Linked DNA regions of Homo sapiens: region 1 is linked to region 2. The links are chromatin loops, found by intact Hi-C in ENCODE. Cell type or tissue: heart left ventricle. All regions are shown on one strand. Links, peaks and the distances in the headings refer to the core of each region. The heading gives the core; the rest is flanking DNA.

Evidence for each region. Peaks named below come from ENCODE experiments on the same cell type or tissue, not always from the same donor. Only the 100,000 strongest peaks of a DNase experiment are listed, where the experiment ranks them.
Region 1: it touches region 2 in a loop (2.0-fold over the local background); 2 of 110 quality-filtered maps call a loop at or near these places.

Annotation. Positions count from the first base shown.
Region 1 is chr2:55,128,326-55,144,403 of GRCh38, forward strand. It overlaps a transcript of RTN4 not described here. Among named protein-coding and RNA genes, the nearest start is that of RTN4, 86 kb to the left of the region's middle. RefSeq lists enhancers at 5,335-6,247, 5,549-5,738, 5,568-5,862 and a cis regulatory region at 12,103-12,686. In heart left ventricle, for the core only: no CTCF peak of the experiment used is centred there; no DNase peak of the experiment used is centred there; H3K4me3 peaks cover 1,192 bases; H3K27ac peaks cover 1,981 bases.
Region 2 is chr2:55,075,108-55,091,185 of GRCh38, forward strand. It overlaps LOC105374662 (a long non-coding RNA gene), which reads left to right and starts at 5,098. Exons shown (of 3, transcript XR_002959387.2): 1 at 5,098-5,188; 2 at 7,071-7,200; 3 at 11,740-11,965. It also overlaps a transcript of RTN4 not described here. In heart left ventricle, for the core only: no CTCF peak of the experiment used is centred there; a DNase peak (open chromatin) is centred at 8,334.

The sequences.
Region 1 (16,078 bases), core at 2,792-10,791, 52 kb after region 2:
CCTAGGGTGGAAGACAACAGCAATAGCTTAAAGCTCTCTCTCTAGACTTGCTTCTGGTCATGGTGACCATCCATGCAGCCATGGCTTCTGTGCATTGCTCTCTCCGATGAGGAAAACGTGGAGTTCTAGACCCCCAGAGCAAACTCACTCCACTTGCGCTTCTCTCCTAAGTCCCGAAGGCCTACCAGATTCTGTCCCCTGGGGACAGTCCCAACTCACTGCAACCTAAAAATGGTTTCCACATGTTTATAACCATGGGATAAGGAAGGCCTTCTTAAGAAAGGCACAAAAACAAGCCAGGAAGATAAAAGGATTAAAAACCCAGGCAACATAGCAACTCACAATTCAGAACAATGAAAGATATAGGCAAAGTTAAAAAGACAAGTGACATATTAAAATATCTGAAGCAGGTATTACAAGCAAAGAACTAATATTCAGTATACCAGCAATCCCTACAATTCAATAAGAAAAAAGAAAAAAAAAAAGGGGTGGGAGAGAGGGCTGGGCACGGTGGCTCACGCCTGTAATCCCAGCACTTTGGAAGGCCGAGATGGGTGGATCACCTGAGGTCAGGAGTTCGAGACCAGCCTGACCAACACGGTGAAACCCTGTCTCTAATAAAAATACAAAAAATTAGCCAGGCGTGATGGCAGGCGCCTGTAATCCCAGCTACTCGGGAGGCTGAGGCAGGAGAATCGCTTGAAGCCAGGAGGTAGAGGTTGCAGTGAGCCGAGATCGCGCCACTACACTCCAGCCTAGGTGTGACAGAGCAAGACTCCGTCTCAAAAAAAAAAAAGAAAAAAAAAAGAAAAGGGGGTGGGAGGCAAAGGATATAAAGAGGCAATTCACAATAGCAGAAATACAAATGGCCAACAGCAAAGGAAAATATGCCAAATCTCACTGTAAACATATAAATACACTTAAATACTAAATTATCATTGTTTTCTCATCAGATTAGCAACCATTAGTCTGGGCCAGTGACTCACACCTGTAATCCCAGCATTTTGGAAGGCCGAGGCAGGCAGATCACTTGAGCCCAGGAGTTCGTGACCAGCTTGGGAAACATAGAGAGACTGTGTCTCTCTACAAAAAAAAACTTTAAAAATTAGCTGGTAGTAATAACACATAGCTGTAGTCCCAGCTACTCAGGAGGTTGAGATAGGAGGATTGCCTGAGCCTAAGAGTTTCAACGTTACAGAGAGCTATGATTGCACCACAGCACACAGACTGGGTGAGTGACAAAGCAAGACTGTTTTTTTTTTGAGATGGAGTCTCGCTCAGGCTGGAGTGCAGTGGTGCTATCTCAGCTCACTGCAACCTCCACCTCCCGGGCTCAAGCAATTCTCCTGCCTCAGCCTCCCGAGTAGCTGGGACTACAGGCGCTTGCCACCACACCCAGCTAATTTTTTGTGTTTGTAGTAGAGACAGGGTTTCACCGTGTTAGCTAGGATGGTCTTGAGCTCCTGACCTCGTGATCCACCTGCCTCGGACTCCCAAAGTGTTGCAATTACAGGCGTGAGCCACCGTGCCCGGTCAACTCGTCTTTTAAAAAAAGAAAAAAGAGTAGGAATAATTAGAAAGACTAAAAATGCCCAGCACTGGAAGTTAGGAGGACAATTAGGTTGCATTAAATTTTAAAATGTGCATGCTCTTTGATCCTACATTCTACTTCTAATGTCTAACCTTGAGAAATACTTTGCACATGTGCCTGAAAAAGCATGTACAAAAATGCTAATTATAAAATTGTTTGTGAAGGCATAAAATTGAAAACAACCTGAATGTCCTCTAGTAAAGGCATGGCTTAATAAGTTATGGAACAGTCATATTAAGGAATATTATGCAGCAATTAGAAAGACTACGTTGTTCACTGAGTGCTGACATGGAAAAATTTCCAAGATGTATTAAGTGAAAAAAGTGAATTGTTTAACAATATGCACAATGTTTATGTTTATATTTAAACATGTACACTCCCCACTAAACCATACATTTCTATAGGACATACAAGTATTTGTAAATAGAAATACATCTGGAAAAATACATACTAAGATGGCCAAAAAAAAGTATGTGAGGTGATGGATATGTTAATTAGGTTGATTGTGTTAATCATTTCACAATGTATACATATATTAAAACATCACATTGGGCTGGGTGTGGTGGCTCACGCCTGTAATCCCAGCACTTTGGGGAGGGTGATGTGGGCAGACTGCTCGAGCCCAGGAGTTCGAGACCAGCCGGAACAACAAAAAATACAAAAATCTCTACGAAAAATACAAAAATTAGCCAGGCATGGTGGTGCATGCCTATATTTTCAGCTACTTGGGAGGCTGAGGCGGGAGGATCTCTTGAACCCAAGAGGTGGAGGTTGCAGTAAGTCAAGATCTCACCACATTTACAATAGATCTTGCCAAATTTTACAATAATTGAGGCTCTGAGAGGTAATTTGCCTGAGGTCACAGAGCTATCAAGTAACACAGAAGGGTTTCAGTTCATGTCTGACTGATTCAAGAGCTGCCATGAAGGGAGGTGGCTTGCAAAAACTCAAGAAGATGATCCAGACAAAGAAAGATTAGAGCAACAAAAAGAAGGTATTAGGAAGGTAATGAATACCACTCTCCTAATAGTAGGTTGGAACAGAGATGTCCAAGAGTCATGCAAAAGTCCTGGGCCCCCATCTGTCTTCAGTGTACAAAGGAAAAACAAGCACTTAATTCACTACGTATTGTATGATGATACTTTTAACAAGTTTTGTTTGTTTTGGGGGGTTTTTTTTGACATAAGTTCTCACTCTTTCACCCAGGCTAGAGTGCAGTGGTACAATCTCAGCTCACTACAACCTCCACCTCTTGGGCTCAAGTGATCCTCCTTTTAACAAGTTTTGTTTGTTTTTTGGGTTTTTTTTTTGACATAAGGTCTCACCCTTTCACCCAGGCTGGAGTGCAGTGGTGCAATCTCAGCTCACTACAACCTCCACTTCTTGGGCTCAAGTGATCCTCCTGTCTCAGCCTCCTGAGTAGCTGGGACTACAGGCATGCACCACCATACCCAGCTAATTTTTGTATTTTTAGTAGAGATGGGGTTTTGCCATGTTGCCCAGGCTGGTCCTAACTCCTGGAATCAAGTGATCCTTCCTCCTGGGCCTCCCAAAGTTCTAGGATTACAGACGTGAGCTACTGCACCCAGCCTAAAGTATTTTTTAATACTTTTTAAAGCCCCAAACATTCTTTTACCGGTTTGAACAAACCAGTGGTAAAAGATATCAGAAAAACTGAAAACATTGGCAGGGCACGGTGGCTCACACATGTAATCCCAGCACTTTGGGAAGCCGAGGTGGGTGTATCACCTGAAGTCAGGAGTTCGAGACCAGTCTGACCAACAAGGTGAAACCCTGTCTCTACTAAAAATACAAAAATTAGCCGGGCGTGGTGGTGTGCACCTGTAATCCCAGCTACTTGGGAAGCTGAGGCAGGAGAATTGCTTGAACCCAGGAGGCGGAGGTTGCAGTGAGCCAAGATGGCACCATTGCACTCCAGCCTGGGCAACAGAGCGAGACTCCATTTCAAAAAAATAATAAAATCTGAAAACATTATTACATATTTCTTTTTTTATTACATGATATTTTAACAATTACTGTTAACTGTGTTGGTTGTGCTAATGGTATACCATGTTTTATCAGAAGTCCTTATGTGTTAAATATCTGCTCAAGTATTTATGGGGGGAATGATGTGACACCAGAAATTTGCTTTAAAAACATTAGAACTGGCAACAAAACAAAGTAGAAGCTGGAGGAAATCGGTGAAACAAGAATGGCAGTACGTTAATTGCTGAAGCTGGGTGATGGGAATATGGGGATTCATTACACTATGCTCTCCACTTTTATGTGTGTTTGAAACTTTTCGGCCAGGCGCAGTGGCTCATGCTTGCAATCCCAGCACTTTGGGAGGCTGAGGCGGGCGAATCACCTGAGGTCAGGAGTTTGAGACCAGCCTGGCCAACAGGGCGAAACCCCGTCTCTACTAAAAATACAAAAATTAGCCGGGTGTGATGGCACACATCTGTAATCCCAGGTACTCTGGAGTCTGAGGCAGGAGAATTGCTTGAACTTAAGAGGCAGAGGTTGCAGTGAGCCAAGATGGTGCCACTGCACTCCAGCCTGGGCAACAGAGTGAGACTCTGTCTCAAAAAAAAAAAAACCTTTTAAATTAAAAGGCAAGAGTGATGGTTCATGCCTATAATCCTAGCACTTTGGGAGGCCAAGGGAGGCAGGCTGCTTGAGCCCAGGAGTTTGAGACCAGCCTGGGCAACATGGTATACCCCTGTCTCTACAAAAAATACAAAAATTAGCCGGGCATGATGGTGCATGTGCCTGCAATTCTAGCTACTTGAGAGGCTGACGAGGGAGAATCACCTGAGCATGGGAGGTGGAGGCTACAGTGAACCGAGGTCTTGCCACTGCACTCCAGCCTGGGCCACAGAGTGAGACCGTCTCTCAAAAAAAAAAAAAAAATTGAAAATTAAAAATAAATATACCGATCATTTTAGGAATTAGTTCTCACTCTCCAGTTTTGTTGTTGTTTTTTTTAATTATTATTATTTTTAAAAAACATGGCCGGGTGTGGTGGCTCACACCTGTAAATCCTGTACTTTGGGAGGCCGAGGCAGGTGGATCACTTGAAGCCAGGAGTTCAAGATCATCCTGACCAACATGATGAAACCGTGTCTCTACTAAAATACAAAAATTAGCCAGGTGTGCTGGTGGGTGCCTGTAATCCCAGCTACCTGGGAGGCTGAAGCAGGAGAATCACTTGAACCCAGGAAGCAGAGGTTCCAGTGAGCTGAGATCACGCCACAGCACTACAACCTGGGCAGCAGACTGAGACTCTGTCTCAAAAAACTAAAACTAAAAATAAAAAAATTTGTGGGTACATAGTAAGTATATTTATATATGGGGTTCATAAGATGTGTTGATACAGGCATGCAATGTGAAATAAGCACATCATGGAGAATGCGGTGTTGTCTTTTGCTTGTTTACTTTTTATTTTTCAGTTTATTTGTTCCCTCTCCCTGCCTTTTTTTTACTTGCAAAAGCAATAAATACTTGTAAAAATTGTCAGAAAGGTATAAATCTACTTCCCAATAATACGGGAGGACTGTGTCATGTGTATTTCTTGTAACCTCCTCCTTATGCAGGATACTGCCCACACCGGTATGTGTTCAGTTCAATTCCGTTAGAACTACTGTTCCTCACAAGGCTGTAAGGTACCCTTGAGGTGTCTAGTCCAATTCCTCCATTCTATGGAGGGAGAAACTGAGGCCCTGAGAAGAAGGGAAACTTAGTTAGGGACCCTGAGCTGGTTAAGTGACAGAACCATAAATAGCTCTCACCGTCCTTAACATAGCCCCTGCCAGATAACCCCTAAGGAGACCCAGCAGCCACACGGCTGATAAAGCCACTGCTTGTCAAGATGTCACAGGGTGAACCCCAAAATTGGGGTTCAGCCCAGGAAGTCATGTGGGTTCTTGGCTCCAAACAGGAAGAGCGAGCCAAGAGAGCAAAGTGAAAGCAAGTTTATTAAGTAAAGGAATGAAAGGGTGGAGAGTCCACAGGCAAAGCAACCCCAAAGGCTGCTGGTTGGCTATTTTGATGGTGATTTCTTAATCACATGCTAAACAAAGAGTGGATTTTCATGAGCTTTCTGGGAAAGGGGTGGGGAATTTCCACAACTGAGGGTTCCTCTCCCTTTCAGACCATATATGGTAACTTCCAGACGGTTGCCATGGCTTTTGTAAACTGTCATGTCGCTAGTGGGCATTTCCTTTAGTATGCTAATTTATTATAATTAGTGTATAACGAGCAGAGAGGACAACCAGAGATTGCTTTTGTGGTCACGTGGGTTTTGATTGATTTTCACTTGCCTCTTTACCGCATCCTGTTTTATCTGTGGGGTCTTTATGATTTGTATCTTGTGAACTCCTATCTCACTACCATCAGCATTCCCCTCTTCCCCCCACTCCTCCTGACCTCTTGACAGAAGCTGAGGAAATGGGAAAGCAGATCCTAGACTTGGAGAAGGTCTGTGTGGGGTCCAAGGCCACTCAGTAATAAGACTCCCCCAGGTCCAAAGTCCAGAGACAGCCCCCAGACTCACTCCATCTCTCAGAGGCTGATGCCCACCCAGCAGGCATTCACCTTAGCTCAGAGCAGCACCAATTTCCTGCATGCAGTCAATAAAGTGCAGTTTGCTTCCTGACATAAACAGCTGTTCTCAGAAAGCAAATATGCAAAGAGAATATTATTCTTCAAGTTTAAATGAGGAAGAAGAAAGGGTGGGTGAAGCGGGAGGTGGGAGCTTACACAGAGTTCTAGGTTTATAATCTAATTCTCCAGAGCCAGCCTCTGACCTGCAGCCCCCTGAGTGCCCAAGCTTTTTGGGCCCACCGAAAAGGGCTCTTGAGGCAACTCAAAACCGCTTCAGAAGTAAATGCGAGGAGTTACTTACTCAGGGTTTGCCCAGTCCTGAGGAGGAAACAATTCTGATCGGGGCTTCACTAGAGGGTCTAGATCTCTGCTGTCCAACATAGTAGCCACTTGTCACATGTGTCTGTTGAGCACTTGAAATGTGAGTCGGAAGTGAGCTGGGCTGTAAGTGTAAAATGCACATAGCACCAGGCATGGTGGCTCACACCTACAATTCCATTTGGGGAGGCCAAGGGGGAAGGATCACTTGAGGCCTAGAGTTCAAGATCAACCTGGGCAACATAGTGAGACTCCATTTCTATTAAAAAAATGTTTTTAATGCACATAAGATTTCAAAGATGGCACAAAAATAATAGTTTTAAAATCTCACTAGTAATTTTTATATTGATTATATGTTTGTTTTTTTGGTTTTTTTTTTTTTTTTTGAGATGGAGTCTTGCTCTGTCACCCAGGCTGGAGTGCAGTGGCTCAATCTTGACTCACGGCAACCTCCGCCTCCCAGGCTCAAGCAATTCTCAGGCCTCAGCCTCCTGAGTAGCTCGATTACACGTGCACACCACCATTCCTGGCCAATTTCTGTATTTTTAGTAGAGATGGGATTTCACCATGTTGGCCAGGCTGGTCTCAAACTCCTGGTCTCAAGTGATCTGCCCACCTCAGCCTCCCAAAGTGCTGGGATTACAGGCGTGAGCCACCATGCCCAGCCTCAATTATACGTTTAAAAGATAACATTTTCAATATATGGTGTTAAAACATTTAAATCATTCTGCTTCTTTTTTTACACTTTACTGAAGTATAATTGGCACACAATAAACTGCACAACTTGGTAAGTTTTGACATGTGTATATACAATACCATGAAGCCATCATCACAATTAAGATAATGAACATCTCCGTCAACCCCAAAAAGTTTTCTCATGCCCTGCTGTAGTCCTTCCTGCCAATCCCCCATCCCTAATTACTGATCTGCATATGGAGTTTGCATTTGCTAGAATTTTATGTGAATAAAATTATACAGTAATATATATTTTTTACTGCTTTAACTTAGTTTAATTATTGTGAGGTTCATTCATGTTGTTGCATGTATCAGTAGTTCATTCCTTCTTATTGCTGAGTAGTATTCTATTATATATCATAGTTTGTTTATCCACTTGTTAGAGCAGTTAGCTAGGCAGATATGAGCAAGGCAGGAGAGGGCCCCCACCTCCAGGCATGTTAGGTGACCAGCAGGTGGTTGTTAAACTGTCTCTCTAAAATAATAATTGGTCACAGCCAGTGCCAGAGCTTAAAGGCAGTCTCCCAATAGATAGAAAACACCTAAAGCTGGTGATCAGCCGCTTCCTGATAAGATCTCAGAAGTTGGGTGAGTGGGCTCAAGCATGTACACTAAGAAGCAACAGGGCAAAGTTTCACTGGTCTATAACCTTCCTCCAGGAACACTCAACTGATAAGGGAAGAATACCTCAAGTGAGCATGTGCAAAACTTCAATAAACACCTGTGCACACGGCCCCTTCCAGGTGCTGGCAGGCAACTGTGCATACAGACAGCCCACCCCAAGGGAAGAATCAGGGGAGCAGAGACACAAATCCCAGAACCATGCCAATTATAAAACCCCAAGTCAAAGGCTAAACAGCATACTTGGACTCAAGTCGCCCGCTTGGCCCTCTTCCAAGTGTACTTTACTTCCTTTTGTTCCTGCGCTAAAACTTTTTAATAAACTTTCACTCTTGCTCTGAAGAGTCTCTCACCACACCTTATGTCCCTCAGATGAATTCTTTCGCCTGAGGCGGCAAGAATCAAGCTGCCACAGACCCATATGGATTCACTGCTGCTGATACATTCACCTCTTGCTGGGCATTGGTTTGTTTCCAGTTTGGGTCTACTGCAAATAAAGTAGCTATGAACATTTGATTACCTGTTTCTTTTAACGTTGTTTAAAAATGAGGTTACTAGAAAATTTTAAATCTGACTCGCATTATTTCTATTGGACAGTGCACATCTAGATTCTCTTCCAGGCTGTCCACTTCCCTGAGTCAGGCAGACTGCCTACTTAATTGAATTCAGCAAATCAATACCCTGGGCCAGGTACAGAGTGGGGAGCTGTTGTTACAAAGGTGAACGGCCTGGGGAGACCCATTTCTGTCCCCCAGACTGGCCTTTTACCAGGTACAGTCTCAAGGAACTGGCAGTCCTGCGGAGGAGAGAGACGCATAAACCATCACCTAGAATTTAACAGGAGAAGCCAGGGAGAGATGCATAAAGACAGGGCTCTGGCCAGGCAGAGGAGGAAGCACGCACTTCCGTCTGGGGAGCTGAGGAAGGTTTCCCAGGAGATGATCTTTGAACTACATCTTAGAGGATGAGAATTCACCAAGCAGAGTAGAGGGAGTGTTTCTAAATGCAGAAAAAGGAACTGAAATGCCCCAGGGCAAGGCAGCTTCCAGGAACTGGAGACTAAGAGCAAAGAGGAGGGCATGAGAAGAGGAGGGCATGAAATGGGGGTGGCTGGAAAGGAGGCCAGAGAGGGGGCCAGCCATGCCGTGCTGAGGGTGACCTCTATGCAGTGACGCTACGGAGTCAGGAAAGAGCCAGACCAGAACCACACTTTAGGAGAACATAGGAGTAACGAATACCTGGACCACGTCAGTGGGAATAGACAGCAGGGACTAAATTCCGGAGCGTTCGGAAGCAGACTGTGCAGGAAATGGTGACTGACTAGATGGGAGTCATGTGGAAGGGCTGGATTCTGAAATCACGGCGGCTGCTGCTCCTGGGTAGATGCGTGCCTCTCTTGCCTGGACTCTGACTACAGCCTCCCCACAGGTGCCCCCTCAACCTGTCCAGACCAACCACCCCACTGCTGGCACAGAGAGAGTTAAACTCCCTGAGTGTCTTCTACCAGCTCAGTCTCCCCCATGGCGCTCTCTCCACCTCCGACCTCTCAGCTGTAGCCTGAAATCTCATTTCCCTTCACATGGGCACAAAGCTCTGGGCAAGCGGAACCTGCCGCAGGCCTGTGCAGCGTGGTCCTGCCAGCCCAGAGCACTCCAGCGGCTCTCCCCATTCCCCCTACTGACCCCCCTGCCGCTCCGCAACCGCCCCTCCCCCTCCCCACACCGCAATAGTGCATGTCCCTCCATCCTCATGTCCTCTCAGCCTATGTGCTTGGTTACACAGCTTGACCTAGACTGAAAAGCCTCCTCCCCTTCCAGGCATGGTTTGGAGGCTCCTTCTCCAGAAGCTCTCCCTGAGGCCTCTAGACCCATGAGCTCCTCTGCACCTTGGGGCACACTGTACACTGCCTTTTATAACCTCCTTCATGCCCACCAAACCATGACTCCTTGAGGGCAGCATCTAAGTCTTTTCATTTCTGGAACCGGACTGCCGGAGATAGAGATTTGAAAGTAATCTGAAGTTGGCAGGAATTGCCTTACGAAAGCTGAGATAAGGATGAGGGAGGGGCCCCAAGGACAAAGCCCCCTGCATGCACCAGGATTTCTGACCCAATACAGTGGTGAGAAGAGGTCTTTCCAGATCTTTCCAGATATAATCATTGCTCTCTATTCTGAAAGTCGTAGGGAAGGCTTACTTTGTCGAAGAGGAAAACAGCTATATGGAGACAAGAAAAAAACAGCAGGAGTTCTGGGCCTTTGATGCTGTGACCCCCTCCCTTCCCTTCCATCCTTGCTCTCTGAGACCTTGGCTCTACAAGCCTTTTAACCAGAGAGAGGAGTCTCAGATGAGCCAGCAACGTGAGGAGAGAAACCTCCTTCTACGGTTCTGCAGAGTCTTTCTTTCTCTCCATGGATGTATAAACAATTCAACAGCACATGATAAAAGTGAAGGGAGGGGAGAGCCACATTAATTTCCTTGAGGCAAATGATAAGCTGGCAGAATTGGCTCCATGGAAGGAGATAAAAGCTCCAAACACGGCTGAATGACTCTTGGGATTCGAGCCTGGTACGGATGCAAATTAAAATAAAAACTATATAAACAGCAGCACAATCGCACCATTCAGGACTCCTTCATTAGCAGCCAGCTCTCCAGTGCCACTACCCGCAAAGACAACTTCCCTTTCTTCTTCCTTCTAACTAATTTCCAAGCTGGTCAACAAAAGGATGCTAAGGACAAAAGCAGTTATAATTGATGAGGCTTTGGGGAGAGGGTTGTTGGGGAGATTCATTTTATGTGTGCAAATCAAAAAGCAAATGTGATGTGTCAGACCAGCTGAGGACAGGCCTCCTGCTGAGGTACCAAGTTCCTCCTCTCAAAGCTCAGGGCCGCTCGGGCTAATAACCCAACGGTCACATCCACTAATTCAGGCCTCCTGGTGCCCAATAGAGCCAACTTCCCAAAATGCTGCCTTGTATAGGGGGACCCCGTTTGATAGCCAGGCCCACGATGCAATGACACACTGCCATAAAGTACAATAAAGAGTACCCGCCTCTACTCTTCATGGCAGAGGACAAAGTTCATCCATTGTATTATCATGAAGCATCATTACGTTGGGCAGTCATTTGGTTAAGGAGACACGGTTTCCCCAAGTTCACCTCTTGTTGAATGTTCAGACTCCAGGAAGGACACTCTGCTCACAAACTACAGGTTTCTCTCATTTTCTTGCCATTTGGTCAGCATTCCCAGTCACCCCCAGCTGCCTCTCCAGGCACCTCTTCAAATCACAGAGCGTTCCCCCATGTCTTTCATCCACATGACCTGCTCTCTAGCCACGAAGATTTCTTGGCTGTTTCAGGCTCCTCCCCCAGCTTGAAATTCTCCCCTATTTTCCCACTATCCATCCCCTAAGCCTCATAAGCCTCAGTTCTCTCCCTTTAAAATGGGGTAATAATCCCTGCTCTACTCCTCTCATGGGCTATTGGGAGACTCAAATGAAATGAGAGACACAAAAGCAACCATACATGGCATAAATATGTTGACAGAAATGTCTTAACTGAGGCAATAGCACTGCACCATTTAGTGACTGCCAAAAATCTCTATTGTAAAATGAGAGAATTTTTTTTGCAATGAACAGAACAAATTAAGATCCTTACATGCCAACTACCAACATGAACTTTCAGCATTTAAACATTTTGAAAACCAAAACAGCCAAAGCGAGCCATGCCCCACCTTGGCCCTTCAAGGCCTGCCCCAGGGGATCTCACCTGCGCATGCCTGCTAGTCGCCCTCCACCTCACCCAGGTTACAGCTTTCAGCTGTGCTGCTCTGACATCAGGTGAAAGGGCTGGTGCCTGGGAGAGGAAAAGACCAAAGAGAATAGTGAGGGTGCGAGGATTTCTTTTCTCTGATTGTGAATGTTGCATTGCTTTGCCCCATAGAGAAAATTCTATCATTTAAGAAAAGGACAGCTGGGCACGGTGACTCATGCCTGTCATCCCAGCACTTTGGAAGGCCAAGGCGGGCAGATCATGAGGTCAGGAGATCGAGACCATCCTGGCTAAGATGGTGAAACCCCGTCTCTACTAAAAATACAAAAATTAGCTGGGCGTGGTGGCGCATGTCTGTAGTCCCAGCTACTTGGGAGGCTGAGACAGGAGAATCGCTTGAACCCAGGAGGCAGGGGTTGCAGTGAGCCAAGATCACACCACTGCAGTCCAGCCTGGGCAGTAGAGTGAGACTGTCTCAAAAAAAAAAAAAAAGAAAGAAAGAAAGAAAAGAAAAGGATTGTGTTTGCAGTCTAACTGGTGGCGGCTGCTGTGGACAGGGACACTGTTCTTTTCCTGCTTATGTGCTAAGCAAAAAGAAGTGGGGAGAGGAAAGTCCTGTGACCCTGCTCAAATGATTGCCCTTTCCACCCACTCCCCACCCAGCTGAGTGGTCCCTAAGCTGCATGGCTGTTCTCTCATTTTCTCAGGTGATAAGAATAAGAGAGGTGTTATCTGCCATGAACAGCCACTGGCTTTAGGGGCTGATGGTTAACAACACATGACCTAGCACTCTTCCTCAACACCTGCAAGTCCTGGTTGCATCAGCTTACACAATGCTGTTGAAAAGACAACGTGGGTAGATAACAACTCAGGTCTTAAAGGTCTTTTCCAAATTATACTCACTTAGTTTCCTGGCGTTGCCATAACAAATTAACAAACTGGGTGGCGGATCTTAAAGATCTTTTCCAAATTATACTCTCCTAGTTTCGTGGCGTTGCCATAACAAATTAACAAACTGGGTGGCGGAAAACAACAGAAACTTATTCTCTCATTTGGTGGAGGCCAGAAGTCCAAAGTGAAGGTGTTGTCAGGGCTGGCTCCTTCTGTAGGCTCTGAGGGAGAACATGTTCCATGCCTCTCTCTTAGCTTCTGGTGGCTGCTGGCCATCTTTGCTGTACCTTGGCTTGTGGTGCTCATCAATTCCTGACTCCATCTTCACATAACCTTTTCCTCTGGGTCTGTGTGTCCTCTCCTCTTCTTCAGGTGTCCTTGGATCTACGGTGCCCGGCTAAATCCTGGATGATTTGACCTCAAGATCCTTACATTACATTTGCAAAGAACTTTTTATCCAAAGGAAGTTACCTCCATAGGTTCCAGGGGTTAGGACTTAGACATACTTTTGTGGGGGGATGTGTTCAACCCACTACATCACTCAAGCAAAGGGGAAGGGAGAAGACCAGGAAACCACACTGAACCCCTACTGAAACCTGTTGAGAATTCATGGGACAAGGTGGGGACTGGAGTTATTCAGCCAAATTATGGTATGAAGGGCAATAGGGGTGCTGAAGGGGCCTTCAACATTGCTATAGTAGGGAAAAGGGGGCATTAGCTTGGGATCCGAAACCCACGGAGGACACCAGGTGGCTGGAATGACAAAATCACGTTGTATGAGCCCCGTCATCAATATGTCTGTTCCTGCTCACCTCCCCTTCCTCTCACTTACCCCTACTGAGTGAGCTATGGATAACCCAGAGCACTTTACCCTCCTGGGGGTGTGAACAAGACAGCAGCCTGGCTGAGCCCCAGGAAACTCTCCCAGTGGCCTTTTCTGTCCAGGACTTTGCTGTCCCGCTTTGTGAAGGTCAGCTAACTCTGTCCACTCTGAGACTGCTCAAGTGAGTGCACTTCCACAACTGGTGTATTAATACAGGATTTGGCACTTCACTTTCTTCTGCTGCTGTTAATGTTTACATTGTAGAAGGAAGAGGAAAAACCCTCAGTTAACAAAAGATCAGAAAAAGGTACACCAGGCTGGGCAGGGTGACTCACAACTGTAAACCCAGCACTCTGGGAGGTCGCAGAGGATTGTTTGAGACCAGGAGTTCAAGACCAGCCTGGCCAACATAGTGAGAATCCGTCTCTACCAAAGAAAAAAAATTTAGCGTGTCATGGTGGTGCACACCTGAAGTTCAAACTACTCTGGAGTTGAGGTGGGAGGATCACTTGAGCCCAGGAAGTCGAGGCTGAGGTAAGCCAAGATCATGCCACTGCACTGTAGCTTGAGTGACAGAGTGAGATCCTGTCTTGAAAACAAAAACAAAAAAGATTCTTAAAAGAAGAAGGCACACCAGGCACAAAAAGTTATACTCTCTGAGAAAGAGATTTAAAAAAGTATTGAATGAATAACTATTTCCAAGTTTCAAAGGAAGTGTTCCTGAAGTTCTTAATGTTATCTCCCTCCAATAAATCGTTGCCAATTGTGTAAATAAACAGAACAGCTTTTTATTTCCAGCTTATAGTTATAGTTACCAAGAAAACTTCTGAGGCCAGAGGTGGCAGGCCTTTGGTCAAAGCCAACACTATAACATATGTTTTGTTTTTCAGGTTTAGAGTCCATTAACAGTTGAAAATCAAACTTTTCCCTCACAGTGCTAGAAAGAAGAAGTCTGGTGAATGTAATCTGAGAAAGTTCTCTGGATGACTTGAGGGACTGAACTTTTACATTCATCATTTAGCAGGTATTTATTGCTGAGTGTGTATCTTGAGTCGATCCCTCTGCTAGATGCTATGTATACAGCCATGCACAGCAATTCAAACATGGCCCTACCTTCAGGGCGCTTTCTTGAGGGGTAGAGGGAAAGAAGGAAGGGAGACATTAAACTGATGATCACACAAATAATTATAGTTGATCTAAATGCTACAAACCAATGATATGGGGTATCATGGAGGCATATAACTGCACACCTAACAGATGATCAAATGGAAACACAGGACGTAGGTACTTTGCTCCCAATAATAAAGTCTTCAGGGGGCCTCCCCCAAAGGATTTGCACACATTCTCTCTCCCATCTCTCTCAAAAATGGTGGATAGAGCTCCCTGCCTCTCCAGAAGCCAAAACTACTTGAAGCAAATCTTCAGACAGGATTTGGGGCTATGTGCCCAGGTGACCCCTGAAGGGATCCTAGAACCCCCTGGGGTGAGAGAAAGATGCTCTTGGAAAAAGGAATGCAGCAGAAGCAAGTCCCCAGGGCTGAGATTAGAAAATAAGGTTCTAACCACCTCACACCTATTAGGATGGCTACCATGAAAAAAATAAAAGATAACAAGTGTTGGTGGGATGTGGAGAAATTGGAACCCTTGTACTCTGGTCTTAAGACTGTAAAATGGTAGAGCCCTGATGGAAAACAGTATGGAGGGTTCCTTAAAAAATTAAAAATAGAACTACCAGATGATTCAGCAGTCCTATTTCTAGGTATTTATCCAGAAGAACTGAAATCAAGATGTGGTGGAGATATTTGCACTCCCATGTTCATTGCAGCATTATCATTATATTATTATAGTCAAGATATGGAAACAACCTAAATGCCCATCAACAGATGAGTCAATAAATGTGGTAAGAGACCAGGTACGGCGGCTCATACCTGTAATCCCAGCACTTTGGGAGGTTGAGGTGGGTGGATCACCTGAGGCCAGGAGTTCAAGACCAGCCTGTGACTAACATGGTGAAACCCCGTGTCTACTAAAAATATAAAAATTAGCTGGGTGTGGTGGCATGCACCTGTAATCCCAGCTACTCAGGAGGCTGAGGCAAAAGAATCGCTTGAACATGGGAGGCAGAGGTTACAGTGAGCCAAGATAGTACCACTACACTCCAGCCTGGGCGACAGAACAAGACTCTGTCTAAAAAAAAAAAAAAAATGTGGTATGAATATAAATGGAATATTATTCAGCCTTGAAAAAGAAGAAAATCCTGCCACACATGACAACATGGATGAACTTTGAGGATATTATGCTAAGTGAAACAAACTAGTCACAGAAAGACAAATACCTCATGATTCCACTTACATGATGTATTTAAAATAGTCAAACTCATATAGAGAATAGAATGGTGGCTGCCAGGGGCTGTAAGGGGCTCAGGGAATGGTAGCTGTTATTCAGGGGGATAAAGCTTCAGTTACACAAGATGAACAAGTTCCAGAGATCTGTTGTACCACATCGTGACTATAGTTAACAATACTGTATTGTGCACTTAATAATTTGTTACGGTAGATTTTATGTTAAGTGTTTGTATCAGGCTGTTCTTGCATTGTTGTAAATAAATACCTGAGACTGGGTAATTTATAAAGAAAAGAGGTTTAAATGGCTCACAGTTCTGCAGGCTTTACAGGAAGCATGGTGCTGACATCTGCTCAGCTTCCAGGGAGGCCTTAGGGAGCATTT
Region 2 (16,078 bases), core at 3,912-11,911:
CATCCAAATTGGTAATGAGGAAGTCAAACTGTCACTGTTTGCTGATGACATGGTCTTATACCTAGAAAACCCTGAAGACATCCAACAATCTCCTAGAACTGGTAAATGAATTCAGCAAAGTTTCAGGATACAAAATTAACATACACAAATCAGTAGCTCTGCTATACACCAACAGCGACCAAGCTGAGAATCAAATCAAGAACTCAACCCCTTTTACAATTGTTGCCAAAAACAAAACAAAACAAAACCTTAGGAATATGCTTAACCTAAGTGAAAGGAGGTGAAAGGCCATTACGAGGAAAATTACAAAACACTGCTGAAATAAATCATAGGTGACACAAACAAATGGAAACACATCCCATGCTTATGGATGAGTAGAATCAATATTGTGAAAATGACCATACTGCCAAAAGCAATCTACAAACTAAATGCAATACCTATCAAAATACCACCACCATTCTTCACAGAACTAGAAGAAACAATCCTAAAATTCATATGGAACCAAAAAAGAGCTCATATAGCCAAATCAAGATTAAGCAAAAAGAACAAATCTGGAGGCATTACATTACTTGACTTCAAACTATATTACAAGGCCATAGTCACCAAAACAGCATAGTACTGGTATAAAAATAGGCACATAGACCAATGGAACAGAATGGAGAACCCATAAATAAAGCCAAATATTTATAGTCAACTGATCTCTGACAAAGCAAACAAAAACATAAAATGAGGAAGACACCCTATTCAACAAATGATGCTGGGATAATTGGCAAGCCGCATGTAAAAGAATGAAACTGGATTCTCATATCTCACCCTATACAAAACTCAAGATGGATTACAGACTTAAATCTAAGACTTGAAACCACAAAAATTATAGAACAAACTTTGGAGAAACCCTTCTAGACACTGGTTTAGTCAAAGACTTCATGACCAAGAACCCAAAAGCAAATGCAACAAAAAGATAAATAGATGGGACTTAATTAAATTTAAAAAAGCTCCTGCACAGCAAAAGAAATAATCAGCAGAGTAAACAGACAACCCATGGAGTGGGAGGAAAACATTCATAATCTATACATCCGACAAATGACTAATACCCAGAATCTACAAGGAACACAAACAAATCAGCAAGAACAAAACAAACAATCCCATCAAAAAGTGGGCTAAGGACATGAATAGGCAATTCTCAAAAGAAGATATACAAATGGCCAACAAACATGAAAAAATGCTCAACATCACTACTTGATATGGTTTGGCTGTGTCCCCACCCAAATTTCTTTTGTTCTTTTTTTTTTTTTTTTTTTTTTTTTTTTGAGATGGACTCTCACTCTGTCGCCCAGGCTGGAGTGCAATGGCACAATCTTGGCTCACTGCAACCTCCGCTTCCCAGGTTCTAGTGATTTTCCTGCCTCAGCCTGCTGAGTAGCTGGAACTATAGGCATGCATAACCACGCTGAGCTAATTTTTGTATTTTTAGTACAGACGCGGTTTCACCATGTTGGCCAGGCTGATCTCAAACTCCTGACCTCAGATGATCTGCCTGCCTCCCAAAGTGCTGGGATTACAGGCGAGAGCCACTGTGCCTGGTCCCACCCAAATTTCATCTTGAATTGTAGTTCCCATAATCCCCGCGTGTCTTGGGAGGGACCCAGTGGGAGATAAGTGAATCATGGGGGTGGTTACCCCCATGCTGTTCTCATGATAGTGAGTTCTCACAAGATCTGATGGTTTTAAAAGGGGCTTTTCTCCCTTTGCTTGGTACTTCTCTCTCTTGCAACCTTGTGGAAAAGGACATGTTTGCCTCCCCTTCCACCATGATGGAAAGTTTCCTGAGTTCTTCCTAGCCATGCAGAACTGTGAGTCAACTAAACTTCCTTCCTTTATAAATTGCCCAGTCTCAGGCAGTTCTTTTTTTTTTTTTTTTGAGACGGAGTTTGTCGCTCTGTCGTCCAGGTTGCAGTGCAGTGGCGCGATCTCGGCTCACTTTAAGCTCTGCCTCCTGGGTTCATGCCGTTCTCCTGCCTCAGCCTCCCGAGTAGCTGGGACTACAGGCACCCACCATCATGCCCTGCTAATTTTTTTGTATTTTTAATAGAGACGGGGTTTCACCGTGTTAGCCAGGATGGTCTCGATCTCCTGACCTCGTGATCCTCCTGCCTCGGCCTCCCAAAGTGCTGGGATTACAGGCGTGAGCCACCACACCCCGCCTAGGGCAGTTCTCTATAGCAGCATGAGAACGGACTAATATACTACTTATCAGGAAAATGCAAATCAAAACCATCAGGAAAATGCAAATCAAAACCACAATGCAATACCACCTCACTCCTGCAAGAATGGCCATAATCAAAAAATCAAAAAATAATAGATGTTAGTGTGGATGTGGTGAAAAGGAAACACTTTTACATTGTTGGTGGGAATGAAAACTAGTACAACCACTATGGAAAACAGTGTGGAGATTCCTTAAAGAACTAAAAGTAGATCTACCATTTGATCCAGCAATCCCACTCCTGGGTATCTACCCAGAGGAAAAGAAGTCATTATATGAAAAAGATACCTGCACACACGTTTATAGCAGCACAATTCGCAAATGCAAAAAAATGGAACCAGCCCAAATGCCCATCAATCAACAAGTGGATAAAGAAAATGTTTTATACACACACACACACACACACACACACACACACACACAGACACACCATATAATACTACTCGGCCATAAAAAGGAATGAAATAATGGCATTTGCAGGAGCCTGGACAGAATTAGAGACTGTTATTCTAAGTGAAGTAACTCACTTCACTTAGAATGGAAAACCAGACATTGTACGTTCTCACTCACAAGTGGGAGCTAAGCTGTGAGGATGCAAAGGCATAAGAATGATACCATGGACGTTTGGGGACTTTGGGGACTCAGGGGATTCAGGGGAAAGGGTGGGAGGGGGATGAGGGATAAAAGACTACGCATTGAGTACAGTGTATAGTGCTCAGGTGATGGGTGCACCAAAATCTCACAAACCACCACTAAAGAGCTTGTTCATGTAACCAAACACAACCTTTTCCCAAAAAACCTATTGAAATAAAAAAAAAATTTAAAAGAAAGAAATAATGGTTTTTAACAGTTTTATCATATTATTTTTATTTTTTTAAATTTACTATTTTTTGAGGCTTGCTCTGCTGCCCAGGCTGGAATACAGTGGTGCAATCATGGCTCACTGCAGCCTCAACCTCCTGGGCTCAAGTGATCCTCCCACCTCAGCCTCTGGAATAGCTAGTTCTACAGACATGTGCCAACATGCCCAGCCTAGTTTTGCCATATTATTTTTAAATTGAATAGTATAGATTTAGAAATGATATTCCAGTTCTTCTTCTACATTATAGAGAAGAAAAAACAGTAACAAAAAGTAAATAACTTCCTATGGCTAAATACTTTTTTACCTCATAGGAGACTTTAGCCTGTCTTCCTTTCTTCCTTCCTTCAAAAATTATTGAAAACCTGCTAGTAATACTTGCAAGATACTATCCTGTGAGTTGTGAGCATATAAAATGACTCAAAAATTAACTCTACTTTCAAAAGATTTACTGACAAGTAGGGACAATGTTTGTAAACACAGAGTAAATGTGTTACGTGCTTTAAAAGCGGGGAGAAATTGCTTCTGATTGGGATCATGGAAAGACGGAGAATGTGAAATTTGAGGTTACTAAGAGAGAGGTAGATTTTGAATATGTGGGTGTTTGTGGAGGGAGTATTTAAAAGAAAGGATGATCACAGAAGTAGAAAAACTCAGGGCAAATACTGGGAAAAAAAGGTTCGATTCATCTGACCATCCTTGGGAATAAGGAGAGGAAATGGGAAATGGAAAATAGAGTAAGACAAACGGGAGCCAGTAGACCTCTTAAGAGGCCATGTATTAGGACAGTCCAGAAAAGGGGCCAGGAAGGCCTGCATTAAGCTGGTGTCTTGCAAGTGGCTGTAGTGAACATAGAGGAGGTTGTGGTCACAGAGGTTTGGTGGTGGAATCTAGGATTTGGCAACTGATTGATCTATAAGGCAAAGACAAGGGAAGGGCCAAAGAGGTTGCCAAAGCTTCAAATACCAGTCCCTGGGGAGATGATGGGGGAAACCAAACCAATCTCAGTCTTTATGGAAGCAAAAAGTTATAACAGTGCTAGTGAAAATTCATTGTGCCTGGGTGGTTAACTCACCGTGAAGGAACAAGTGTTATTTCTTCTACTTATTGGAAGGACAGACTGGGCTTTGTTAGGAAGGAGAGTTTTTTTTGTTTTGTTTTGTTTTAAAGTCTGACCACTGAATCTGTCAAGTAACTTAGAAGAGTAAAGGGCCTCAGGATAGAAACAGGGAGAGCAAGGAAAGCACACATGTCAGGTAAAGTGGCAGAAGACGATGAGCTTCAGCTTATGGTCAGCAAGAATACTGGTGCTGTTCCCAAATCTTCTGATCTTTCAATAAAAACTGAAAATCTTCACTTTTTAATGAAACCTCCATCTTTTAATGTTGTCAGTTCAGAGTGTTAAAAGGTACTATACTCATAGGACAAAATGTGTCTGCTGTCAGATCTGATCAGAGACCAGCAATTTTCTGACTCCAGGTATCAGATCATGGGGCAACAGTTCTGGACTCTCCTACATAGGGATGATGCCTAGGAATAAAGAGACCAACAGCCCTGTCTGAATACTGCTGAAATGCATAAACTCTGAAACTAGTACAGCATACTATAGTGGTTAAGAGCACAGACTCCCAAACCAGACTGCCTGGGTCCAAATCCTGGTTCCTTACTAGCCAGGCAGTCTAGTGCAAACTACTCTCTGTACCATAGTGTCCTTAATTTAAAAATGAATGTAATAATACTATGACCTATCTGGTGCAGATATGTAAACATTTGCTAGCATTATCTGTGATGAATCTCTTATTTTGGGGGGACAGGGGACAGGGTCCTCCCAGGCTAGAGTGTAGTGGCATGATCACAGTTAACTACAGCCTTGACCTCCCAGGCTCAAATGATCCTCCCACCTCAGCTTCCCTAGTAGCTGAGACTACAGGTACACACCACCATACCCGGCTAACTTTTTGTATTTTTTTTGTAGATGGGGTCTCGCCATGTCACCCACGCTGGTCTTGAACTCCTGGGCTCAAGCGATCCTCCTGCCCCAGCCTTCCAAAGTACTGGGATTACAGGTGTGAACCAATATGCCCAGCCATATTTTTGATGAATCTCAAGAGAAACGGAAGGGGCACTGCAAAATGACTGATTAGATTTCTAATTATCCGGGGTAGGTGGCAGTCTTGAGCAAAATTTAATTTGATATAAAAAAATGAAATATGACATTCCTTGTATTTGCATATCACAGAGCAAATTCATACCAGTTACCTTGATTCTGTTGTCATATTTCATCTTCATCATATTTCTCTCCATATCCTGTGTCAGACATAATTTTTATACCCTTCTTTAATGGCTTAGTATCTTATTCCTCAGTGTTACTCATATCCAGAATAGTCTTGTTATTTTCGATGACAACTCTCTATTGAAAGAAAAGGGTAGGAAAAATTAAGTATACTGAAACCGTCTTTCTAAGAAAAGTTTTTAAATCTTATTTTACAATATTCTCCCCTTCCTAACTGGGCATATGACCCTTCTGTCTTTTATAAATAGCCAGTAAAGTGTTTTTGCACATTTATACATACATAATACATATCCACAAACTGTCCCATAGACAGGATCTCTTTACTCAAGCTTAATTAAGTTGATTTGAAAGAACTAATTTTACACTATGTAAAGAATGCGCAATCTTTATCTTTTGAAAACCTTTTGGACTTAAAAAGGAAAAAAATTCTTTTGGAAGGAAATGACATTATACTTTTTAAAAAATATTCAGAGCTCTCAAAAGGTACACTGTATTCACTCTCTCTTTCTTTTTCCCTCTTTCCTTCCTTTCTTTCTTTCATTCTTTCATTCTTACATTCTTTCTTATTTTGAAACAGGAGCTCACTCTGTCACCCAGGCTGGAGCGCAGTGGCATGATCACAGCTCACTGCAGCCTCAACCTCCTGGGCCAAGTGATCCTCCTGCCTCAGCCTCTGAAGTAGCTGGGACCACAGGTGCTCGCCACCATGCCCTGCTAATTTGTTTTTTATTTTTTGTAGAGACAGGGTCTCACTATGTTGTCCAGCCTCGGCTCGAACTCCTGGGCTCAAGTGATCCTCCTTCGTCAGACTCCCTAAGTGCTGGGATTACAGGTATGAGCCACCACAACCAGCCTTCACTCTCTTTTAAGCTACTACACACCAGAAAATTAATTCAAAACTTACTCTGTCTAATTTAAATGGCATATATGCAGAACAGCATTATTCATACCTAAATATATATATGCCATTATGAATACTAAACATTTGTGATTATTGCACTACTTGCAAACTCAGAGAATTTATTTATTTCATCCCATTGATTAAAAAAAGAGATATCCAGCCAGGCATGGTGGCTCAGACCTGTAATCCCAGCATTTTGGAGGCCAAGGCAGGAAGATTGCTTGAGCCCAGGAGTTCAAGACCAGCCTGGGTAATATAATGAGACCTCATCTCTCAAAAATTTTTTTTAATTACCTGAGCATGATAGTGCATGCCTGTGATCCCAGCTACTCAGGAGGCTGAGGCTGGAGAATCACTCGAGCCTGGCAGGTGCAGGTTGCATTGAGTTAAGATCATACCACTGCACTCCAGCCTCGGCAACAGAGCCAGACCCTGTCTCAAAAAAAAAAAAAAAAAAATGAGTGAGAGAGAGATCTATCCCCTGCCTTTTTGCTAATCAAGATTGCTAATTCATTTTTATCAAATATGATGAAAAAGAGGCCTTACATACTTCTGCTTTTTTCCCTCATGCTGCCTTTAAATATAACAGCCATTTGATTCTTTCAGGTAGATGGGTACTTTACTTGGTAGAAGGCCTAAACTGAATTTCAACCCTTGACATAGTCAAGAAGCATAAATGTGCAATAATCTGTATAAAGACAGTATCTTTAATCTCTTTACAGAGATTATTTCTAACTGGCTATACCACTTCCAGGTATGGAACAGGCTGACAGAGCTGGATCCAAAGGGCTCAGAATGGAGCAACCAAGGTGTATTCACCTGATGCTTTGGTCTCCCTAAGCTCTTCCATAGAAACGATCATATATCACCTCGGCAATTGTTTTGTAAGTACTCAGAGATTATATCACAACAAAAATGCTATTGTAGATTCATATATCTCTCAAAAGCCAGAGACTTGAGAACAGCCAAATCAGGAGCAGCCACCACAAACCAAACTACCACACTCCCAACATGCTCCTGAAACAGGCCATCCCCAGCAAGCCCAGCCTTGGCGACTGGCCCAATTTCACCCACCCCTGGCCAGGTAGAGACCAATCTATAACACATTTCCAAAGCCTTATCTGTCTATAAGCCTTGGCTCAGTGATTCCACTTAAGAAAATAATCCTAAATTTCTGCAAAGCTCAAGAAAGCAAATATGTATTATGCTAAGTTCTATGCATCATAAACCATGGTAGGTGTTGGAAACAATAAAATTATTGCTTGCCCTTATGAACTTTATAAAGTGAACTGGAAATTTTATACTTCTCATTTACTGAATGCCTCCTATGTACCAGGTGCTCTACTAGGCATTTTATATGTGTTATCTCACTTAATCGTTACAGCCTATAAAATATAAGTAGTATCACCCATATCTCACATTAAAGCGGTTGAGTAATTTGTCCCAAGTCACACAGCTAAGAAGTAGCATTTCTCTGAGACCGCGCCACTGCACTCCAGCTTGGGCAACAGAACGAGACTCCGTCTCAAAAAAAAAAGAAGTAGCATTTCTGAGATTCAAACTCAGGTCTAAAGCTTTTCAAATTTCGTGTTTTACCCACCAAGCTGCATTATATATTTTAAATAACAGTAACAACATCAACAACCATCTAATGTAAACAATAGAGGAATGAGTACATAAGTTAATATCAATAGGTTGGATATGCAGCCATTAAAAGTGATATCTATGACAGTTTGTCACAACACAGAAAATTGCTTGCTTATAAATATAACAATAAAAACAGGATGTGGGGCTGGGTGTGGTGGCTCATGCCTGTAATCCCTGCACTTTGGAAGGCCAAGGTGGGAGGAACACTTGAGACCAGAAGTTTGAGACCAGCCTGGCCAACGTGGCAAAACCCCGTCTCTACTAAAAATACAAAAATTAGCCAGGCATGGTGGTATGCACCTGTGGTCCCAGGTACTTGGGCAGCTGAGGCACGAGGATTGCTTGAGCCTGGGAGGCAGAGGTTGCAGTGAGCCAAGATTGCGCCACTGCACTTCCGGCCTGGACAACAAAGCGAGACTCCGTCTCAAAGAAGAAAAAAAAACAACCAGGATGTGAATTCATATACTATGATTTAAACTATGATTAAAACACATACACACACACGTACTAGAATAAAAAGCACATTTAAAAAAATAGGTAAACCTCCTGCACTTTCACTTAAATAATACAAAATTAAGGGAAACTATAAGGGGAAAAATTGTGTTTTCACATACAATTCAGACAAAACAGTTGACCCAAGCCTATTTAAAATGGGGACTAGATCCTCTTTCCCCTAACAGTTACTTTAAAAATTTCCTCTCATCATCCTATCTTCTGTGTGAAATAAGAAGAAGCATATATTTGGTCTGACCCCAGTTCCTGGCACACAGCTCCTAAAACCCTTGTAATTTCCTGAGCATCTCAATTGCTAGGTGCATTCTTTGTTCTAATATTTGGTCTTTGACCCTGGTTCCTGAAACAGAGCTTAATTCCTTGGAGTTTCTTGGGTTAAAGGAGCACCTTTTGTTCTAATGAGGTGACTCTTCATGGGTTTCTGGAAGGGGGGTGGTCACCAGAAAGACCAACCCATGATTAAAAGTTTGGAACTTTCAGCCCTACTCTGCAACCTCCAGGAAGGAAAGAGGGACTGCATTTGAGTTAATTGTTGATCATGTCTACATGATTAAGCCTCCATAAAAATCCCCAAACTACGGGGTTCAGAGAGCTTCCGGGTTGCTGAAATCATGGAAGGTGGCATCCCCTAAGAGGCCATAAAAGCTCACAACCCCTTCCCCATACATTGCCTTGTGCATCTTTTTCATCTGGCTGTTCCTGAGTTGCATCCCCCCTGCCTTTTTTTTTTTTTTTTAAATAGAGGTGGGGTCTCACTATGTTGCCTAGGCTGGTCTTGATCTCCTGGGCTCATGTGATCCTCCAGCCTGAGTCTCTGAAATTGCTGGGATTACAGGTGTGAGCCACCATGCCTGGCCATGAATTGCATCCTGTTATAATAACAGGTAAACAAAAGTAAAGAGTTCTCTGAGTTCTGTGAGCCATTCTAGCAAATGATTGAACCCCTGGGGGGTCATGGGAACCTCTGATTTGTAACCAAGTCAGACAAAAGGTGTGGGTAATCTGGGAACCTACTATTTGCACTTGGCATCTGATGTTTGGGGCAGTCTCATGGGATTGAGCCCTTAACCTGTGGCGTCTGTGCTGACTAGAGTAAGTGTCAGAACTGAATTAAATTGTAGGATACCCAGTCAATGTCTGCCAAGAAGTGGAGAATTGCTTAATGTGGCCAAAACTCACACATTTTGGTGACCAGAAACATCTGTGTTGTTGCTGTTTTGAGACAGGGTCTTGCTCTGTCACTCAGGCTGGAGTGCAATGGCGCAATCACAGCTCACTGCAGCCTGAACCTCCTGGGCTCAAGTGATCCCCCCTGACACTCAGCCAACCAACTAGCTGGGACTTAAGGCACACATCACCATGTCCAGCTAATTTTTAAAGAAAATATTGTAGAGACTAGATCTTACTATGTTGCCCAGGCTGGTCTTTTACTCCTGGGTTCAAACGATCCTCCTGCCTTGACCTCCCAAGGTGCTAGGATTAAGGCATGAGCCACTGCACCTAGCTCTTTGTTGCTTTGAGAGTATAAACAGTAGGAGAAGACATTTTAGGTTTTTCCTATTGCACACTGTATTAATTAGGGTTCTCCAGAGAAATAGAACTGTGTGTGTGTGCGTAGACATAACAGGAGATATATACACACACATCCTATTGGTTCTGTTTCTCTGGAGAACCCAAACACAGTGTGTAATAGGTGTGTGTGGGGGTGTGTGTGTATATATACATATACACCCACACACACACACATAGAAGGAGAGAGAGGTAGATAAATCTGTTCCAAGGAACTGGCAATTGTGGGAGCTAGCAAGTCCAAAATCTGCAGGGCAGCCTGGAGACCTGGAGAGGAGTGGGTGTTGCAGTCTTCAGTTCGATGGCAGTCTAGAGGCAGAATTTCTTTCTCCTCAGAGGAGCTCAGTCTCTTAAGACCCTCAACTGATTGTGTGATGCCCACCCTCATAATAAAGGGGAATCTGTTTTACTCAAAGCTGACAATTTAGATGCTAATCTCATCTTAAAAGTACCTCACAGCAACATCTAGACATGTTTGCTCAAATAACTGGGCACCATAGCCTAACAAATTCAAACATAAAAATGAATCATATTATAATCCTTCCCCAATCTACATAGAAAAAAATGAATGAGTATTTCACATCCTGAAACACAGGCTCATTCCATCCTTTGATAAACATTATTGAAGGCCTGGCCCCTTTCTAACGTTAGGCCCATTATGAGACATAAATATAATCTCGCTGCACATTTGTTGGATCATAACAAATCAAATCTGTAGCCCCTTAATGTTTACAAAATATGTTCATAAATACATCTTGTGTAATCTTCACAAATCATTATTGCAGTCCTCATTTGACCAAAAATAAGGCAAGAGAGAATACTCTGACACATCAAAGATTGTAGCGTCAATAGGTGATAGAGCCAACAAGAGTCAGATCTTCTGACATTTCTTCATCAGATAGAGCCCTTTCTTCATCACATGGACACTGTGAACAGAAGTAACACAGGTCCTCAAGGATAGCAGCTATTTTATTATTTCCCAATTAATCTACATTGAAAAGACACAAAGATCAAGATGCCTAGCTTATTCCCCTGACTGGGAATATAAAGTTGTAAAACAACTTTAGGAATTGATCACTGTCTACAAGTAGTGTTTAGTTTTGTTTTTAACTTTTATTAAAGTATAGCATGCTAACTCAGATTATAAGTTTACACCTCAATAAATTTTCACAAAATGAATACCCCTGTGTAACTGTTACCAAGATCAAGAAATAGAATATGACCAGGGCTGGGTGCAGTGGCTCGCACCTGTAATCCCAGAACGTTGGGAGGCCAAGGCAGGAGGATTGTTTGTGCCCAGGAATTCAAGACCACCCTGGGCAACATAGCCTGATCTAATCTCTACAAAAAAAAAAAAACATTTAAAAATTAGCCAAGCATGGTGGTATGCGCCTGTAGTTCCAACTGCTAGGGAGGCTGAGGTGGGAGGATCACTCAAGCCCACGATTTCGAGGCTGCAGTGAGCTGTGATCACACTACTGCACTTCAGCCTGGGCAACAGAGGGAGACACTGTCTCTAACCAACATAATAATAATAATTAATAATAATAATAACATCAGTATCTCAGAAGCCCTTTTGGGGCCCCCTTTCAGCCATCATCTTTCCCGCAAAGGTAACCACCATCCAGATATCTTTCACTGTCAACCAATTTTGCCTTTGTTTTCAACTTTAATTTATTTTTTTTTTTTTGTAGACGATTTCTCACTGTGTTTCTCAGAATGGTCTCAGACTCCTGGCCTCAAGCGATCCTTCTGCCTGAGCCTCCCAAAGTGCCGGGATTACAGGCATGAACCACTGCACTCAGCCTGTTTTCAACCTTATATAAATGGAATCCTACTGTATGTGCTTTTTGATATCTGGGCTCCTTTGCTCTATATTATGTCTGTGAGATTAATAAACTTGTTTGTTCAGTTACGTTACTGCTGTGTAGCATTCTATTGTATAATGTACCACAATTTATTCATCTGGTCATCCAACAATTTGGGTGGTTATGTTTGGGGGTACTGTGAACTATGCTGCTGTGAATATGTACCCAAGTTGTGGACCATCTATGTATGTGTTTCTGTTCAGTATATACCTTGAAGTGTAATTGCTGGGTCATTCATCTGCATGCATTCATTTTTACTGGAAACTGCCAAACAGCTTCCTAAGTGGTTGTGCTAATTTGTACAACCACTAGCAGTTGATGAGATTTCCAGTTGTTCCACTCATTAGCTTTTATCATTGTTGTTTTTAATGTTATACTTTTACAACATATGGATATATTCATACAATGTATAACATTGGTTTGCATGTTTTCAAAACTTCATAGAAATGCTACTATATCATGCTGAAAATATTCTACCACTTGTTTCTGAGATTTATCTGTGTTGGTACATATAGTTCCAATTTATTCTCTTTCACTGCTACACACCATTCTAGTTTTTCAAGTCTGAATCTTGTTGATGGCCACTCAGCTTGTTTCCATTTTTTCATGATTATAAATGACACAAAGACTGTTCTTATTCATGTGTCTTTGTACCCATCTGTGAGACTATCTCAAGTGCAACTGCTGAGTCATAGTATATGTATATCTTCAGCTATACTAGATATTGGCAAAATTGCTTTCCAAAATTGTTGTACCAACTTGACACTGCTATAAGCAGCCTGTGAGGGTGTCCATTGCTCCAGATCCTCACCAGTGATTTGTATGGTTGGATGTTTTTTAATGTTTGTTGATTGAATGGGTGTGTAATATCCTAATAACTTTCTTAAATAAGTTTTCCAAAAACTTTATAAATACATACACTTATATTTGCAAAGAGGAAGAGAGGTTCATTCCCCTTCTCTATTCACATAGAGCTGTGGTTGTGGAACCTTAGTGTTCTTTATTTAAGCGGGGCCTGGGGATCTGCCTGACTGCATGCAGATGTCAGAAGACCCTGAGGAATGTTGCCTCAGTGCCTTGTATGCACAGCTAGCACAGTTATCTCAAGTACTTACGGGTTATGTTATCTTCTCCCCAGCTAGGACATGGGCTGCTGGATGGCAGAGACAAATTCTATGACAGTTTTGTATCCTTAGGGCCCAGCCCTCAGAGGAAACTCAGTGAGTATTCATGGACGTAGGGAAGGAAGGAAAAGTGGGAATGACAACTTATTTTCTGTTTGGTCTGCATCAGATCTTAGAGCATCTGGAGATACATAGTTTGTTTATTTAAAAATGCAAAGCACACACATATTCTTTTCTATTAACTGTTAGGGATTTAATAATATTCTTTCATATAAATAATTTTCAACTTGGCCTAATGAATGACATATCAAAGCCTTCCATTTTGTAGTATTTCCTCATGTTTTCTCTCAGGAGGATTACATACTGAATACTTTGGAACAGGGTGCTCCCTGGACAACATACAGATGTATTCATATGATATGTAACATTGGTTTGCATATTTTCAAAACTTCATAGAAATGCTATCATGCTGAAAATATTCTGCCACTTGGCACATACATTGGAGCTTTCCTCCAAAGGGTCTAGTAAGCAAAATACATTCAAAATGATGACGGGGAGTTAGTGAAAGGCAGAAAGAAAAGAATCTTCTGAAAGCAAAAAAGCAGAGATGGATCAAGGCAGAGGGAGGAACACAGAAAAGGAGAGAGGAGACTGAAAGGTGAAATTTATCCAACAGTGGGTTCATTAATTAGGAAGGGCTCCTCATTAGACAACATTATTTACAGGGCAGTTTATTGGTCTCCCATCCTCTGGCCAGACTGACAGCACAAGAATAGGGTTATTTATTTATTTATTTATTTATTTTGAGATGGAGTCTCGTTCTTGTTGCCCAGGCTGGAGTGCAGTGGCGCGATCTCAGCTCACTGCAACCTCCGCCTCCTGGGTTCAAGCAATTCTCCTGCCTCAGCCTCCCGAGTAGCTGGGACTACAGGCGCTCACAGTTAATTTTTGTATTTTTAATAGAGATGGGGTTTCACCATGTTGGCCAGGCTGGTCTTGAACTCCTGACCTAAGGAGTGCTGGGATTACAGGCATGAGCCACCGCGCCGGGCCAGAGTAGGGCTATCCTTAGGACTCTTTTAACTAAGGATATCACAGAAGAAGAGGGTTGAAAAGGGCTGAACCCTAGCATGTAATCTATAATTAACTTGAGCATCAGTATGAATGCTAAAAATCAGTACAAGTATAGCCAATGTGGTAGCAAGATTCCTCCCCTCCCAGGACAGCACTGTTAAAGCCTTCACTCTGGGCTAGAGCAGGGTCTCTGTTCTGGTTTGAGGCCACCCTCCTGAATGTGACTTGTCTACTTCTACAGTTCTTTCTAGGCACATCCCGTTTTGGTCAGCCCAGCCACTTTCCGGCATGATCTGCCAGGTAATTAACGGATTTATCAATTACGGAAAAATCTGTCTCCTTGTCTGGATGTACTTAAAATTCAGCGTTTAAGGGACAGAGACGTCCTGCTCCAACTAAGTGAATGTTGTCAACTGCATGTCTAGTGCTTTAGCTATTTCTGTTTCTAGTCGTCATTTCCCAAATCTGCGAAATGCAAACACTTGAGATACAAGCCCACCTCCAAAGCAAGGCCATTCTACAAATTGCCTTCTTCTGGCCACCACTCTTCAGCACAGCACTGTGGTCCTTGTGCCTGGGGAGGAGGTCTTATTCCTCTCCTTGTCACTGGCCTCTCCAGGCATGTGGTAAAAAGGTCCCCCTGGGACACCTGGGGCATGGAACATTTTCCCCATTACTGAGATCACTGACTGACAGCAGCAACTAGACTGACTCCCCTCCCCTGGTCCCCACCCCAAGCAGCTGTCTGAATGTTAGAATAGGCACGAGGAATTGTTAAAGTTGAGAAAGGCTTACTTTTCATGAAGAACACATGTTTTCTAAGGAGAGATTTATTTAATGAAAGTCTTTTTTTTCTCCTGAGTCTTTGGTAGATTTGAATTGTAAAATAGATCTGGGGCTGTTTTGAGTAGGATGGGGCTGTTTTGAGTGGAAGGATAGGGCTGGAGTGGAGACAGCTGAATTCCTCTACCTGGAGAAGTCCAGTATCTGCGAATAGGAGGTATGATAAGGCCATAGAACTATCCCCAAATGTCCCCTAGGTAGAGTGGCCCAAGACAGTTTAAAACAGAGAGACCCAATATTCCACTTAATATAATTTGGGTTACAGTATTACCTTCACACTATTTCCAAACACACACGCTCACATCTGCTTCCAGCAAATCTTTAATGCAGTTCCCTGCACACTCAATATCTTGACTGCGTATGGACATAGAGAAAGTGGCTGAATTTCCTCTCTGAGAAGAGGACGTCATGGAGGAAGAAGAGATAGTCCCTAAACGGAGCCAATTCAACCAAAGCAGAAGCTGGAGCTACAGAAGGCAATGAGAATGAAGTCTCCACCTCCCCTCTATCCACCTGGAAGTTTCGCCAAAATCATCTCAAGAGCTTGAGAATTCCATGAAATATGGAGTAGGGCTTTGGACCCATTCTAAAGGACAAGGAGGACTACAGCTGATGGTTCCCAAAGACCTGTCTTCCGCACTGACCCAGGGTCCAATTGCTCATACAATTTCTCCTCTTAGATATCTAATAAGTAACTCCCATTTAAAATGGCCAAAAACCAAACTCGGCTCCACCCCCTAAACATGCTTCTCCCTCAGTCTTTTCCACCTCAGTTACCAGCCCCACATCCACTCAGTTGCTCAAGCCCCAAATCTACGAGTCATCCTTGGTTCTGCTTTCTCTCATTCTCTCTATCCAGGAGATCAGCAGGCCTTGTCAGTCCCTCCTCCAAGACACATCCCAAGTTGACATTTTTCAACTTCTCTGCACATCTCCATTGATTCCACCCAAGAAGTCTCAGCCACCAGTCCTCAACTGAACTCCCAGTTTTGCTCAACTGGCTAGAGCAAAAACCTCCCTAACCAGTTGCCCTGTCTTTCCTCTGGCCACCAGTGGCCTTTTCACTACCTGGTGGTAGCAGCCAGAAAGGGGTGTGTCTGTGTATAAATCGGACAGTATGGCTC